Regions from separate parts of the Mus musculus genome. Here region 1 is linked to region 2. Evidence: chromatin loops called from intact Hi-C (ENCODE). Cell type or tissue: heart. All regions are shown on one strand. Links, peaks and the distances in the headings refer to the core of each region. The heading gives the core; the rest is flanking DNA. Region 1 overlaps Adamts3 (a disintegrin-like and metallopeptidase (reprolysin type) with thrombospondin type 1 motif, 3). Region 2 has its middle 27 kb from the start of Dck.

What was found. A loop is a pair of places that touch in the nucleus more often than their neighbours do. Peaks named below come from ENCODE experiments on the same cell type or tissue, not always from the same donor. Only the 100,000 strongest peaks of a DNase experiment are listed, where the experiment ranks them.
Region 1: a loop joins it to region 2, with 6 times the contacts of the local background. A loop is called at or near these places in 11 of 42 quality-filtered maps.

The regions. Positions count from the first base shown.
Region 1 is chr5:89,677,094-89,684,189 of GRCm38, forward strand. Adamts3 (a disintegrin-like and metallopeptidase (reprolysin type) with thrombospondin type 1 motif, 3) reads right to left here. Exons shown (of 22, transcript NM_001081401.2): 21 at 6,049-6,166; 22 at 1-833. The coding sequence ends at 271. Among named protein-coding and RNA genes, the nearest start is that of Gm7056, 64 kb to the left of the region's middle. In heart, for the core only: a CTCF peak has its summit at 3,246 (motif pointing left); no DNase peak of the experiment used is centred there.
Region 2 is chr5:88,788,288-88,795,383 of GRCm38, forward strand. It overlaps a transcript of Slc4a4 not described here. Among named protein-coding and RNA genes, the nearest start is that of Dck, 27 kb to the left of the region's middle. In heart, for the core only: a CTCF peak has its summit at 3,428 (motif pointing right); no DNase peak of the experiment used is centred there.

The sequences.
Region 1 (7,096 bases), core at 1,878-4,377, 890 kb after region 2:
AAGGCAGGGGCCACTGCAGCTGGGCTCTTTCCTTCTGAAAAACAGTCTTTGGCGCTTTCTTCTAATGGATTCTGGTAAACAAGTCGATGTGGAACAGGAGGAAGATGGAAGCAACTAAAAAGTGAACCAGCACTTCCGGTCCTTCCATGGACAGAGGACGCGAGTAAACCTTTTGTGGAGAGTACCACTTTTTAACAAGCTGTATGCACCATGCAGGGAGGGAGGCGGTCCAGGTTTCCCTTTGACCTCTAGCTCCACTAGTCTGCTTTCTCATCTCTCTGAGGCTGTTGACCTGGTCGGATGTCTCCTGCTAACACTCTTTGCATCATCTTTCTTTGGGGTTCTTGTCTGGGGAGAAGCACCTATTGAATCGCTGATAGCAGGGGAGGGGGCAGCAGCCACAGGGGAGGCGGGACGAAGGTGATCAGTCTTTATGGATGAGGAGGATGGCACTGACTCCAGAGTCTTTCTTCCAGCCTGATGTGCTCTCTTCCGGGGGAAGTCAGCACTAGCTCTGCTGCTGGCTCTGAAGGCAGCATCCGCATTGGGGTTTGCCATGGAAGAGAAGCTACTCAAGGATTTCTTCTCAGCACGGGTCCCTGAGGAGGAAGGGAGGAAGGGTGTAGGCATGACTAGGGACCTAGGGAGGTCACTAGGGCCAAAGATAGCATCACTGTGGATTTCAGCAGCTTCTTGAAGGTATGGCGGAGGCAGGGTACCACTGCGCTTGCTACATGATTCGCAGCATAACTTGTTATACCCTGGTATGGAGCAGTATCTTGCTAGCACCTCCATTTGACAGAATATGGACTTGTCACCCAAACATGGCTCATCTGCAAAAACATAAGAAAAAAAAACATGCATAAACATAAAACAATCAAAGAAACCAAAATTATTAGTAATATAAACTACAGGATGTACTGTCAGAGATAGCTTTTGTTTTGATGTTTAATTTTTTTAAAAAAAGATTTATTTATTATTATACATAAGTACACTGTAGCTGTCTTCGGACACACCAGAAGAGGGCGTCAGATCTCATCACAGGTGGTTGTGAGCCACCATGTGGTTGCTGAGATTTAAACTCAGGACCTTCAGAAGAGCACTCAGAAGAGCTCTTATCTGCTGAGCCATCTCGCCAGCCCAATGTTTAATTTTTTAAGGGAGGACTTCACTGCATTATCCAGGTTAGCCACTCTAAATGTTGAGATTGTGAGCATGTCCCACCACACCCAACTAAACCAAGCAGCTTGTTATCTACCACACACTTGGCACGATCATCATTTCACTATCTCCAGCAGAAGCTGTCAGGACACTGAGGTGGAAAGCTGTCTTTAAGACAACACTGAGGTATGGATCGGATTGTAGAAGGACAAAAACCTCATTGCGTTCATTTTGAAGATGGAGAGAAGCATAAATTTTAATTGTGTAATATTTAAGTTTGCCTTTCTAATAAGTTGATTCTAAATGATTTTTAATACACAAATAAAATGAATATTAAACACTGCTTTTTAAAAAAGATTTATTTAGTTTATGTATATAAGTACACTGTCGATGTCTTCAGACACCAGAAGAAAGTGTCAGATCTCATTACAGATGGCTGTGAGCCACCATGTGGTTGCTGGGAATCGAACTTGGGATCTCTGGAAGAGCAGACGGTGCCCTTAACCACTGAGCCATTTCTCCAGCCCTAAACACTGCTTCTATAACTAACTACATCATTGTAACATTTAGCAAAGGAAACAATGACCACTTGGATTAAAATAGAATTGTCCGGCTTGAGAACAAGTGTTATGCTTATTATGGGATATTATTAGGCTCTTATTAGTCATGGTTACTACTGGACATCCTCAGGTCCTTATTAGAAAACAAAACAGCTCCATAAAATATGTCAACTCTGTTCTAAGTAACTTACATGTTTTATATTTAATTTTATGAAACTGACAGTATTTTATGTCTATACATGTGACCCAGGAGATGTGGCCCTGTATCATTTAAAAAGTGAAGAATTATGGCACCCATAGGCCTTCATTATGTAAGAACACACTTCAAGGTAACAACTCTGCTCCATAATGCCAAAGACCTTTTGAGAGTTCTTTTTAAGAGGGTCAGTTGGTGACGTTGACAGCAGGCTACTTTCTTGTTTCAGTGCCATTCCATGTCCACATCCCAAGCTGACAGTCACTCTGTCTTGACACGTATAGGTTTACTGCATTATATGGAGTCTGAACACCTTATGCTTGTAAAAGTTGTAAGCTAGGTGGTGTTATTGGTAGAGGATTTCTGAGTTTTTTAACCTCAAAATACCAGTTCTTTACTTGTGAACTATATTTCCTGTCTGTCTATCTAAAACTAAGCAAACTGCCCTCACTGTGACTAAGGCTGTAGCCTCTGCTGAGGGAGTCTTTCTCACAGACATCCTTTTGCCTGCTACTGATGGGAGGCTGGGCCCAGAAACATCCCCTGTGCATTAGAGAGGGGCTAAGATGAAACTCTTGTCTAAATGAGCACCTGACCACTGCAGAGCGACTGAGAGCCCAAGTCTCATTAGGTCAAGAATATACTTCTGTATGGATGAGTGAAAGACACCTGGGGCAAGCTTCATGATAATTTTGTAGGTATAGATGAGCAGGTCTTAAAGCCAAATGAGTATTATAACCAAATACAACACAATCATTAAAGTAATGGAAATTTTATAGTTTTCTCACACCGCCCCATGTCATAAAAACCTTGGGAAGAGAGTTTGATGTCAGACCTCAAAAGGTACAATTGAATCTGGAGTTTGCGACTGAGGGCTACCCTATTTGTTTGGCTGAAATAGCATGGAAATTTATGATGTCAGAACTCCCAAAATTGGCTTTCGACTTAGAGCTCAGGGCAGTAAAGCCAGGAGACAAACATGGACACACTAACACAGGATTGCTGTCTCCTCGGCACATTGATTTTACAGTGTCTCACCCACCACCACCAAAAGGGAGCAAGTAGATCTGTGCGGACAGGCAGCCAGACACACATATTTGACATAATAAAATCAACAGAGTTTACCTAGAAAGTGTCAGCAATGACAGTAATAACTACATATAGGCAAATTCACACAGCAACAGGAAGTTTAAAAGCATCTAATTGGGTATGTATTTTTGTTTTGTTTTGTTTCGTGGGGTTTTGTTTGTTTTGTTTTGTTTGAGTTTCTATATTGAAAATCACTTTCCAAAGGAAACAGCTAAATAAAGAAGTCCTATGTCTCCCCCTGGTGGCCATGTTTGATCTTACTAGTTCTTTCTCCTTTTTTTCATTTAAAAGGTTAGTGTTATTTTAAAAATTAATTACTATAAATATTGTGTAAGAAAAATAAGATGCAGTCATAGTAATAGTTACAGAAAATATTTGGAAATTAATGAAAAAATAAAGTATTAGCAAATTAGGACTACAAGGAACCCAATGTAGTAATCAATACCCATAAAAGCATCTACGGTAAATGTTAACTAATGTGAAACTTTCAGAAACATTTCACCTTTTGTTGTTGTTGTTGTTGTTGTTGTTTTGTTTTGTTTTGTTTTTGTTTTTTGAGACAGGGTTTCTCTGTGTAGTCCTGGCTGTCTTGGAACTCACTTTGTAGACCAGGCTGGTCTCGAACTCAGAAATCCTCCTGCCTCTGCCTCCTAAGTGCTGTGATTTAAAGGCGTGCGCCACTACGTCCGGCTACATTTCACTTTTATTTATTATTTTTCATCTTATTCTCTTCTTACTTTTTTATTATTTAAAACAGCTTTTAAATTTAAATCTATTTTGGTCTTAATCTTCCCCTTCCCCAAGTCCTTCCAGAATCTCACCCCCAGTGCAACTTAAGTTCTTTCCCAAAAGGAAAGAAAAGAAACAAAACCCAATACAACAGCAAGAAAACCAATTAACCCCCTACCAACAAACTAAAGCAAAGAGTCCACCAAGTGTAACCAAATAAAAGCACACATCACACACACACACACACACACACACACACACACACACACACACACACCACTGCTACCACCACCACAACAAAACAAGTGTGGAGTTCATTACATGTTGGCCAACTACTCCTAAACATGAGACCTACTCTTGAGTAGTTCATCAATTTTCCCTCCTTCAGCACGTGTAAGTGACAGGTAATTCAACTGTCAACCTTTACCCTAGTGTGTTGTGGCTTGGTCTAATGCTTGTATTATGTTAATTGAGTCCCCCAAATTGCCATAGAATCCACAGGTAAGATGTTGAGGGTTCCTGCCCCAAGTTGGTTTTGACTGGTAAATAAAGTTGCTGGTGGCCACTGGCTGGGCCAAAAGACAGGGGCGGGACTTTTGGGTTTCCCCGGGGAAGGGGAGTGAGGGAGGAGGAAGGACATAGCCATGCCTGGGAGGAAGAAGGATACACCAGGCCTGACAGGTGCAGAAGAAATAGCATAGCCATGATGTAAGAGTCAGAGATCATTGCCCAGGAGGGCTGCGGGTCTGGGTCCAGGACAGCCAAAATGGAATCTAGGTTTTAGTAAGTGTGTGAGTGTGTGTGTGTGTGTGTGTGTGTGTGTGTGTGTGTGTGTGTGTGCATGTGCACACACTTCATTAAGGAACCCAGAACACTGGGGTTAAGGAAAGTGCCACTGCGATTGCCACCACTGGGACAATTTGAGTAGATAGAGTTCATTGGGTTCTACCACACTAGTGGCTAATTCATTCACCCATTCACTTATCCATTTAAAAATATATGTAACAAAGTAACGTATAGTGATATAAAATCTATCACATAGGTTGGACAAGACAACTTATATTGAAGGATAAATGCCCAAGAGAAAGGATGTGAAGGTGAACTGGCCGTGACATCTGTCACCCCACTGGTCACCAAGGTTAATGTGGTTGATCTGGCTGGCTAGGCAGGTGTCCCCCCTCCCCCCTCCCCAGTCCATGTGAACCCCTCCCATAGCTCCACTCCTGGTCAAAGACGATGACCTTCCGCAAACAGAGGAGAAGTGGTCTTTGGTCATGTGGTCCTTGCCAGAACCCTCCAAACATGCTCTGGGGGTTTTGCCATTTTAGGTATAGTTGTTTACAATACTTAGAGGCTGGAAGCCTAAAATGTCCAAAATACAAAGCTATTTGAAGAAGTTGCCAAGTTTCTTACAAAAAAAGGGGAGGTTGGGATATCAGAGTTCAATATTACTTATGGGTTGAAATGTAGAGAAAAAAAAAATCCTTTTAGTCTTGAGTTTCACCAGAGCGCACACCAATGAGAGTAAGAAGAGAGGTGCAGCAGTAAGGAGATGAGCAGATGTCAGGGTCCTTCCTAGTTTCCATCTGCCGTATCCTGGGGAACACGGCCTCTGCCTCTGATGGATACAGGTATGTGCTGCCATCAGGACTGCCCAGGCCCTGAACTCGGGTTTGCCTACTCCTGCAGCAAGCACATTAGCCACCGAGTCAGCTCCCCAGTTCAGATTTAAATAAATAAATATTATATCTTAAATATTTTAAACAAACAAACATTTTACTTTCAAAATACAACTAGTTGGCTCACTCAGGCAACTGCTTTATTTTGGCATATGTACAAGGTGTCTGTTTTGAAGTTAGAAGTCACCCCATGTACAAGGTGTCTATTTTGGAATCATACTTTATAGGTATGGGCAGTTAATTAAAAGGATCTTAAGGTTGAGTCACATTTAATTTCTGTATGCCTAAATAATTTTAATGAAACATCTCAAAGCCTGCCGTAATAATCTAACTATACTTCTGCAAGATTATAAAGGTAAATCATAGAGAAACAAAAAGTAGTCCCCAACAGAAACTCACATGGAAAGAAGCTACACATGTTTGACATAGCCCCACCCGTATCCCCAATGTACTGGTTTTGGTAACTCGGTGATGCTGGCCCTATTTCAAACAGCATTCTCAGACTATTATTTCCAAAGGTGTCTTCATTTGACTATTTCTTGGATGCAAGTTCCAGACCATATGCTGAAAGGAATTTCTGTTCTCTAAGGTTCAACAATATGACAAAGTTAAGAATAAGCAGCGATGCTCTTACCATTACAGGGAGGCAGCTGGCAGGGTCTGACAGACTCGGGCTTTTCTCCATCACAGTGGTCTCCAGTCCTGCACAGAACCTGTCTCACCTCTGTTCCCTCACCGCAGGTCACTGAACACTACAGAGACAAAGGCTGCAATTACAGATGTTGATTCTACGGAGCTGAGGCACATGCCTGCTCCCAGGATCTCTACCCCCCACAATGCACAGGTCACAAACCACTTGACAACTCTGGAGTTCTCTCTCTATGGAAGAAATGTCGTACAGAGATTCTGAGGCCAACTAACCATGGACTCATACATTGGTGTCTTTGCCAGGCTCTGGTAGGCAGCCCCCAACTCCTTCAGTTTTTCTGACAAGAACTTCCAAACTACGCTGAGAAACTTCTGTACTCTTGAGATAGGCTGAGCTGGGAGAACCTCAGTTCCAGGTCTCTATGGGGAATGGGCATGCTATCCCCTATGAACGACTGGCCCTCTCTTCTGTACCTGCCTTTTGATGTTCCGTCTTTCTATAAACCCTCTTATTTTGAGTCCGTAGAAGTATCAAGAACAGGTGGGATTACAGACAATGAAAGAATGATCCAGCCAGTTACCAAATTCCATTTGAGCCCAGGCTGTGGCTATGTACTGAGGAAGCAAGGCACACTGCCATTGGACCAAGGGCAAGCTCAGACTAAGACAGGCTTCACAATGCTCTGTTGGGAGTAAGAGTCTAGAGCTACTCTGGGCCCTGTCCTTTGAAGGCAGAGGAAACCTTGGTAGAAGGGATCACAAGGTAATGAGTAAGGACTTTGGACTATGATGGTGAGCCTTGGTGGAGGGGGAAGATATGGTGAGACCAGAGACAGGAAGAACAAGTCACATGAAGGTGCAGGCTTGAGCAAGTGTAATTTGGAACATAGAAAGTTTACTTTACCAGCTAGAATGAGGATAGAGTGAGAGGGGTGTGGGTACACGGGGTTAATGACGTCTAGGGTCTTGCATTCTGTGGTGGATTGGAACATATGTAAAAGGAAGTCACTATGATCTCAGAAGGGTCAGGGACC
Region 2 (7,096 bases), core at 2,161-4,660:
AAGAACCCAGATGCCCCTCAACAGAGGAATGGATACATAAAATGTGGTACATTTACACAATGGAGTACTACTCAGTTATTAAAAAGAATGAATTTATGAAATTCCTAGCCAAATGGATGGACCTGGAGGGCATCATCCTGAGTGAGGTAACACATTCACAAAGGAACTCACACAATATGTACTCACTGATAAGGGGATATTAGCCCAAGACCTAGGATACCCAAGATATAAGATACAATTTGCTAAACACATGAAACTCAAGAAGAATGAAGACTGAAGTGTGGACACTATGTTCCCTCCTTAGAATTGGGAACAAAACACCCATGGAAGGAGTTACAGAGACAAAGTTTGGAGCTGAAACGAAAGGATGGACCATCTAGAGACTGCCATATCCAGGGATCCACCCCATAATCAGCTTCCAATCGCTGACACCATTGCATACACTAGCAAGATTTTGTTGAAAGGACCCAGATGTAGCTGTCTCTTGTGAGACTATGCCAGGGCCTAGCAAACACAGAAGTGGATGCTCACAGTCAGCTATTGGATGGATCACAGGGCTCCCAATGGAGGAGCTAGAGAAAGTACCCAAGGAGCTAAAGGGATCTGCAACCCTATAGGTGGAACAACATTATGAACTAACCAGTACCCCGGAGCTCTTGACTCTAGCTGCATATGTATCAAAAGATAGCCTAGTCGGCCATCACTGGAAAGAGAGGCCCAATTGGACACGCAAACTGTATATGCCCCAGTACAGGGGAAAGCCAGGGCCAAAAAAATGGGAATGGGTGGGTAGGGAAGTGGGGGCGGAGGGTATGGGGGACTTTTGGGATAGCATTGGAAATGTAATTGAGGAAAATATGTAATAAAAAATATTAAAAAAAGTGTAATATATATGTCAGTTATTAAACGGTGCTCAGTGGCAGAGTGGCACACAGCTATCATCCTATGCACTTGGGAGGCAGTGGAAGACTGGCCGATAAAAACTTGAGGCTAATGATCTAGATAGTTCCAGACCGACTAGGGTTATGTCTCGAGACCCTGTCAGAAAAGGAGCAAGATGAACATGCAAAGTAAGCATTATTATCAGCATCTTTATTTCCTCTTATTTAACATGCTGACTGTTGGAAACATGGAAAATGAGTGATTCTGTGCAGTAGTAAAAAGGAATGAGCTGGGTGTAATCCAGTCACTTTGAATGGATCGTGAGTTCAAAGTCAGCCTGAGCTGTATTGTGAGCCCCTGCCTCAGGACAGAAGCCTGAGTAAAGCGGAGCTGCAGCAAGACCCCTCCTGTGCTTTTAAGTGGATGCAGTGTGGATGCTGTTCCTCCCTCCCCTCCTAAGTGTGCAGCGAGCTAAGCTATTGTCTGCTTACATCTGAAGAGCAGGATTGTTACGGAGGGTGAGATATTTGGGAAGATGTCTTAAGTAATTCATTCCCCATTCGATTTCCTCATTAACAAGTATGTATTAAGCTTCTCCTATATGCTGGGGCTGATAAAGGAGAAACATATTAGCAACTACTCTCCCTTTGGATGAATTTTAAAATTATTAAGGGATATTAGTTCATAATTTACTTTTATTATTTGAATAGTGTTGAATATAAATCTTTGTATCTTAATATTGTAAAAAAATTAGAGTTCTTCCTTTGTGAATGTAAACCTTTTTGCTAAAACGGTAAGTGTCGATGGATTGTTTATAGGTCATAAGAATTAGAGAAAACTGGGAAGCATTTTCAGCTTCATAGTCTTACCATTAAGAAACTGTCTTACATGGGGATGTAGATGGGATTAATAGGAAATGAGTTTTGCTCATTCCCAACATGGTGTGTGTGTGTGTGTGTGTATTCAAGTGTATGCTTGTGTTTGGGTGACAGCCAGAGGACAACTACTTTGGGTGTCACCCTCAGGAAAGCCACCCACTAATTAGATAATGCCCTCTTCTGGTGTGTCTGAAGACATAGACACTGTACTCACATATATAAAATAAATAAATCTTTGATACACACACACACACATATATGTAAATTTATATGCCAAGTGTTGGACTAGTACCTAGTTAAAAAAAAAAACATTGATAGACATAAAAAGGAGATTTAGGCTCCAGTGTAACAGTGGGTGACCCTTTTTTTTTTTTTAAGCTTTTCACTCATTCATTAATTTATTCACTTTACATCCCAGTATCAGCCTCCCAGTGCCTCCCTCACACAGCTTCTACCCGTACTCCCCTGAGAAGGGGAGGCTCCCCTGGATATTCCCCCACCTTAGTCACTGCAGGGCTAGGCACATCCTCTCACAGTGACTTTTAATACCAAGAATAACTGAATAATTGGAGAAAACAGCCCAAATTCATGTGAGACTTCACAGAATTCACAAATTCACAGAAGACTTCAAATAGCCAAAGAAACCTAAGCAAAGCCGTATTGGAAGCAAAATAAGACAAGGAAAACACTTCAGGATATCGGCACGGGTAGAGTTTCTGGGTAAGACCTCAGAAGTAGAGAAAACAAGAACCGGCACCCAGAATTACATCACAGTTCTCCCCAGAAAGCAGATGTGTCACTGGCCGCAAGCTTGAGGCTTCAAAAGAAGCTCTCTACCTACTGCTTGCCATCTGAAATGTGAGCTCTCAGACATTCCTGACGCTGTGCTTCCTCCTTGGCATTCTGGATTCTAGCCCTCTGGAACTGTAGCCTAAATGAACGTTTGCTTTCACTAAAACGTTTTGTTTGTTTTATTTTATCAACTTCATGTCAGGGTTTAACTGACGTCAGCCTAGAAATCCCTGTGAGAAAGGATTTGTTACCCTCCACTTCTACCCCAAGTCCCCACAGTTAACATGCTCGGAGCTCTAACCCTGTGCCAAGCACTTAACATCCTTTGCATAATACATCTTTAAATCTGCCAATCCTGTGTAAGAGGTTTTTTCCCCCTGGATATTTGCTTTATTTACATTTCAATTGTTTTCCCCTTTCCAGGTATCCCCTTTGGAACCCCCCTATCCCTTTCACCTTCCCCTGCCTCTATGAGGGTGCTCCCCCATCCACCCACTCCCATCCTCTTGCCCTGGCATTCCCCTACACTGGGGCATTGAAGACCCTCAGCCCGAGGGACTCTCCTCCCACTGATGTCCAACAAGGCCATCCTCTGCCACATATGTGGCCAGCACCATGGGTTGCTCCATGTGTATTCTTTGTTTGGTGGTCCAGTCCCCAGGAGCTCCGGGGTGGGGGTCTGACCTGTTGACACTGTTGCTCCCTCCATGGAGCTGTAACCCCCTCAGCTCCTTCAGTCTCTTCTCCAACTCCTCCATTGGGACCCCCACCCCCACCCCCCAAGCTCAGTCCTATAAACATTATTTTAAAAAGCATGTAAGCTTTCACGTTTGTGGTTTGTTATGAGCATGCAGTTGCCTGGGGTGGCCAGAAGAGGGCATCAGATCACCGGAGCTGGAGTTAAAGACACTTGAACTCCCGGCTTACTGCTGTTGAGAGCTAAATGTTCTTAACTGTTGAGCCATTTCCCCAACCCCTCCTGAGATGGTTATTTAAGGGGAGAAAGCTCTATCTTGGATGTTGGCAGCCTCATCTAGTTTGCTAGAGTCCTGAATGGAATAAAAAGGAAGCCTACTAATGAAGAATTCTCTTAGCTCCTGGCTTCCGGGATGAAAGTCTGCGTCTACCATACCCTCACTCCCAGCCAATTGGCTGAACATGCAGGCCAAAGGAAAATTCCGAGTTTTTTCGTTAGTTTATCATGCTGATCAAAGTCTGTCTAACACGGGTGGGGGCTCAGGGTAGGCCATGGTGGCCTGGAATTGGCTGCATTGGCTTTCTGGGTGCTGCTAGGATCCTCATGCACTAACATGTCTGACTCTGTTACCTGTTATTTTAAAGCAAGGCAGATAAAGGTTTTTGTGTTCCTTTTTAGAAGATAGATTCAAATAAAAGTAACTCCCAATACCTATGTGTGTGTGTGTATGCTCTATTTTTTAAAAAAGATTTATTTATTATATGTAAGTACACTGTAGCTGTCTTCAGACACTCCAGAAGAAGGAGTCAGATCTCGTTACAGATGGTTGTGAGCCACCATGTGGTTGCTGGGATTTGAACTCCAGACCTTCGGAAGAGGAGTCGGGTGCTCTTACCCACTGAGCCATCTAACCATCCCCATGTATGCTCTATTTTTGTAAAAGAAACTATTACTCTTCTCTTATTTGGGTAAGCGACTATTATGATTAGGGTAATGAATCCACTATTCCTGGAGTGATCAAAGGAACAACACAGAGGACAGGCACCTGGGTAAACCTTCATGCAGTAGGAACTAAAGGGAACGTGAACCTTTTGATGTGTCTTTTCCCCCTTTCTATCTTGAAGTTAAGAAAAGTTCAAAATAGAGCAAGCTCAACGAGAATCAAGAAATCAATTTAAAATGATCCCTGTAGGAAAAAATGAGGTAAGAAGAAAGTGAGGCAGACAAGGAGGCGCTAGGAGGAGGAGCCATGGGGATAGCACAACTGCATGGGTAGGGCACCACATAAATGTTAAATCTGAAAAACTGTTTTATTTTGACATCTTTAGGATATATATATATATATATATATATATATATATATATATACATACATACATACATATATATATATATATATATATAGAGAGAGAGAGAGAGAGAGAGGGAGAGAGAGATGTAGACTTGGAGGACAACTCTCTCTTAGTTGGCTGTGCCTTGGGCAAGCTTTGACTTCTGTGAGCTTCAGTATTCTTACTTGGCAAGTTGTGGCAGTAGAACTTTTCCAAGGTACAGGCTTGTTTTAAAGAGCCAATAGTGTAAAAGCCTTGAAAGGCCTTTGCTTGTTATGATACATAGAAATGCTAATAATTATTATTCAGGAAGCTCCAAGAAAGAGAAATCAAATGTAAAGACAGCGCGTGATTCCCAACTCACGCTTGCTTTGCTCTTCCTAACAGATGAGAAGCAGAGTGAATCGATCAGCAGTAGGGCCTCCGCACTAGCTCAGCCATAAAGGAGGGAGGCTCAGCCCGACAGCCCACGCTCAGTGTCCGAGTTCTTGTAAAAAGCCAAATGCGCATCTTGGTACTCTGACAGAGAGATGGAAGGCAGACCTGAGGCTTGCCTGGAAGCCGATGGGCCAGTGAGCCTGGAGTATGGATGTGACTCAAGATGGATGCCCAGAATCCACGTAAAGGCGGAGGAAGAGAACTGACTACTGAAATTGTTCTCTCACCTCCACATGCTTGTGAGTCGCAGACAGACAGACAGACAGACAGACACCAATAAACAAAATAAGCTAGAAGAAATAACTGCCATGACTTTTGCATTTTCCTTGCTGTAAGTTTTCCCTACTGATCACTTCATACAGAAGAAATACAAAGATCTTTGTGTTACATCAACTTTGAAAAAGAACTGTTCCTAACTCTTAAGACAAGGGAGGAAGAGAGAGAGAGAGAGAGAGAGAGAGAGAGAGAGAGAGAACAGCAGAGAGATGGTCTGTTGGCCATGACCTGCTGTTTTGAGATTGGCTAGGAGTCCCTATTTGGCTGCCTTCCCCCTTCTCATTTGGCAACTCTTGAGCCTGCATCCTTCAGAAGATATTAGGAGCTGAAAAGGAGGGAAGGTGGACTTCTTTGATTTTTCCAGACATCATTGCTGAAAGGACATCACTACAGACCGTCTGAAGGGTCCGGACTGTAAGTATAACCATAAGCGTTTTTATTTAGGGTAGTAGACATCTGCAGCAGGAAAGACATGGTGTATGTCTATCTACCTTTCTGTCTTAGTAGGGAGTGACGACGGAACTAGGAATCTCTGTCTTAATTTGATTTCCATTTATTATCAAGGGAAATACATTCAGAGAAAGATGCAGACACCTTCCATCTACAGGTTCAAATATTGCATGCGTTTTTATGGCCTTTTATGATCAAATACATGGAAAGAAAGAGAAACGTCACGAACGGCATGGGAAGAGCACCTGGAGAGAACCAGTTTTAGGACTGATGTACTAAGTTAGATGAATTCAAAAGCAAATATGTAGAAGGTAAATAGAGAAATCTAATATCCCATCTGCTTGCATAAAGGGCGTGCTATGACACTGATCAGTTTTATTTGTAGTTTGTAAGGATATGCTTTGAATCATTTTTGTTAGAAGTCCAAATCTCTATTATCAGGCATTTATGCACCAAGTCTGTGGTTCTATTTGCCTGTGTTGTTATTTCACTATTTTTTCTTTGCTGATAAATGGTCAAATTATCATAGCTGAATAATTTTGTTATACAAATTAATAAATGTTCAGTGCTAAATATTTTTATTATAGTTGATAATATTTGGTATTTTAATATGCACACAAATTTGTTAATTTAAGGCCAGTCCTATTTTAAGCTGTACAATTATTTTGAATAATTGTGTATTTAAGAAGATTTGACTTTTTCATAGCTTTCTCAAAATTGGTAATTTTTTTCTCCTCATTAAGGGCTTGAGAAAGGCTCATTTTGTTAGCTTAGTCTTAAGTATAGTAAAACCATTAGGTGCAAAGTATTACTTACTTACTTACATTTGTTATTAGAAACTCAATGATACATAAAGGAATAAGCATTCAGAATAATGTCAAAGCAAAGATAAAATTTCAGGTGTAACTTTCTTGTAAAGAGAGTACAGGGACTGTTTATAGAGTGGTTTGTTACTTAAGGCGTCTTTATATATTTTGTCATCCAGTTCTTAAATCCTTCTTTCTCAGCTAACAAAAATAGGTGATCTCTTTTGTCTGGATACATACCTGGTGTGTGATAATATAATAGTAAGTCTCCAAATATTGGCTTGACAGAAAATGAACTTATTGATGCAACTGTTGATACTGCTATGTACACATGCCTCACTACCCAGTGTGAAAATACCACTCTCAAGCTAGAGCTGAGTTCTTATATTTATTTTCATCATGATCTTTGCTTATTTGGTCTTTAGTTACATTTGTTAATTCATGTAACATGTAACTACACGTTGCTGCTGCTTAATTGGTCTGTAAGATCGTGGTAGATATGAATGGTGTTTATCCACCACCGAGTCCACTGCCATTGTCAGAGCA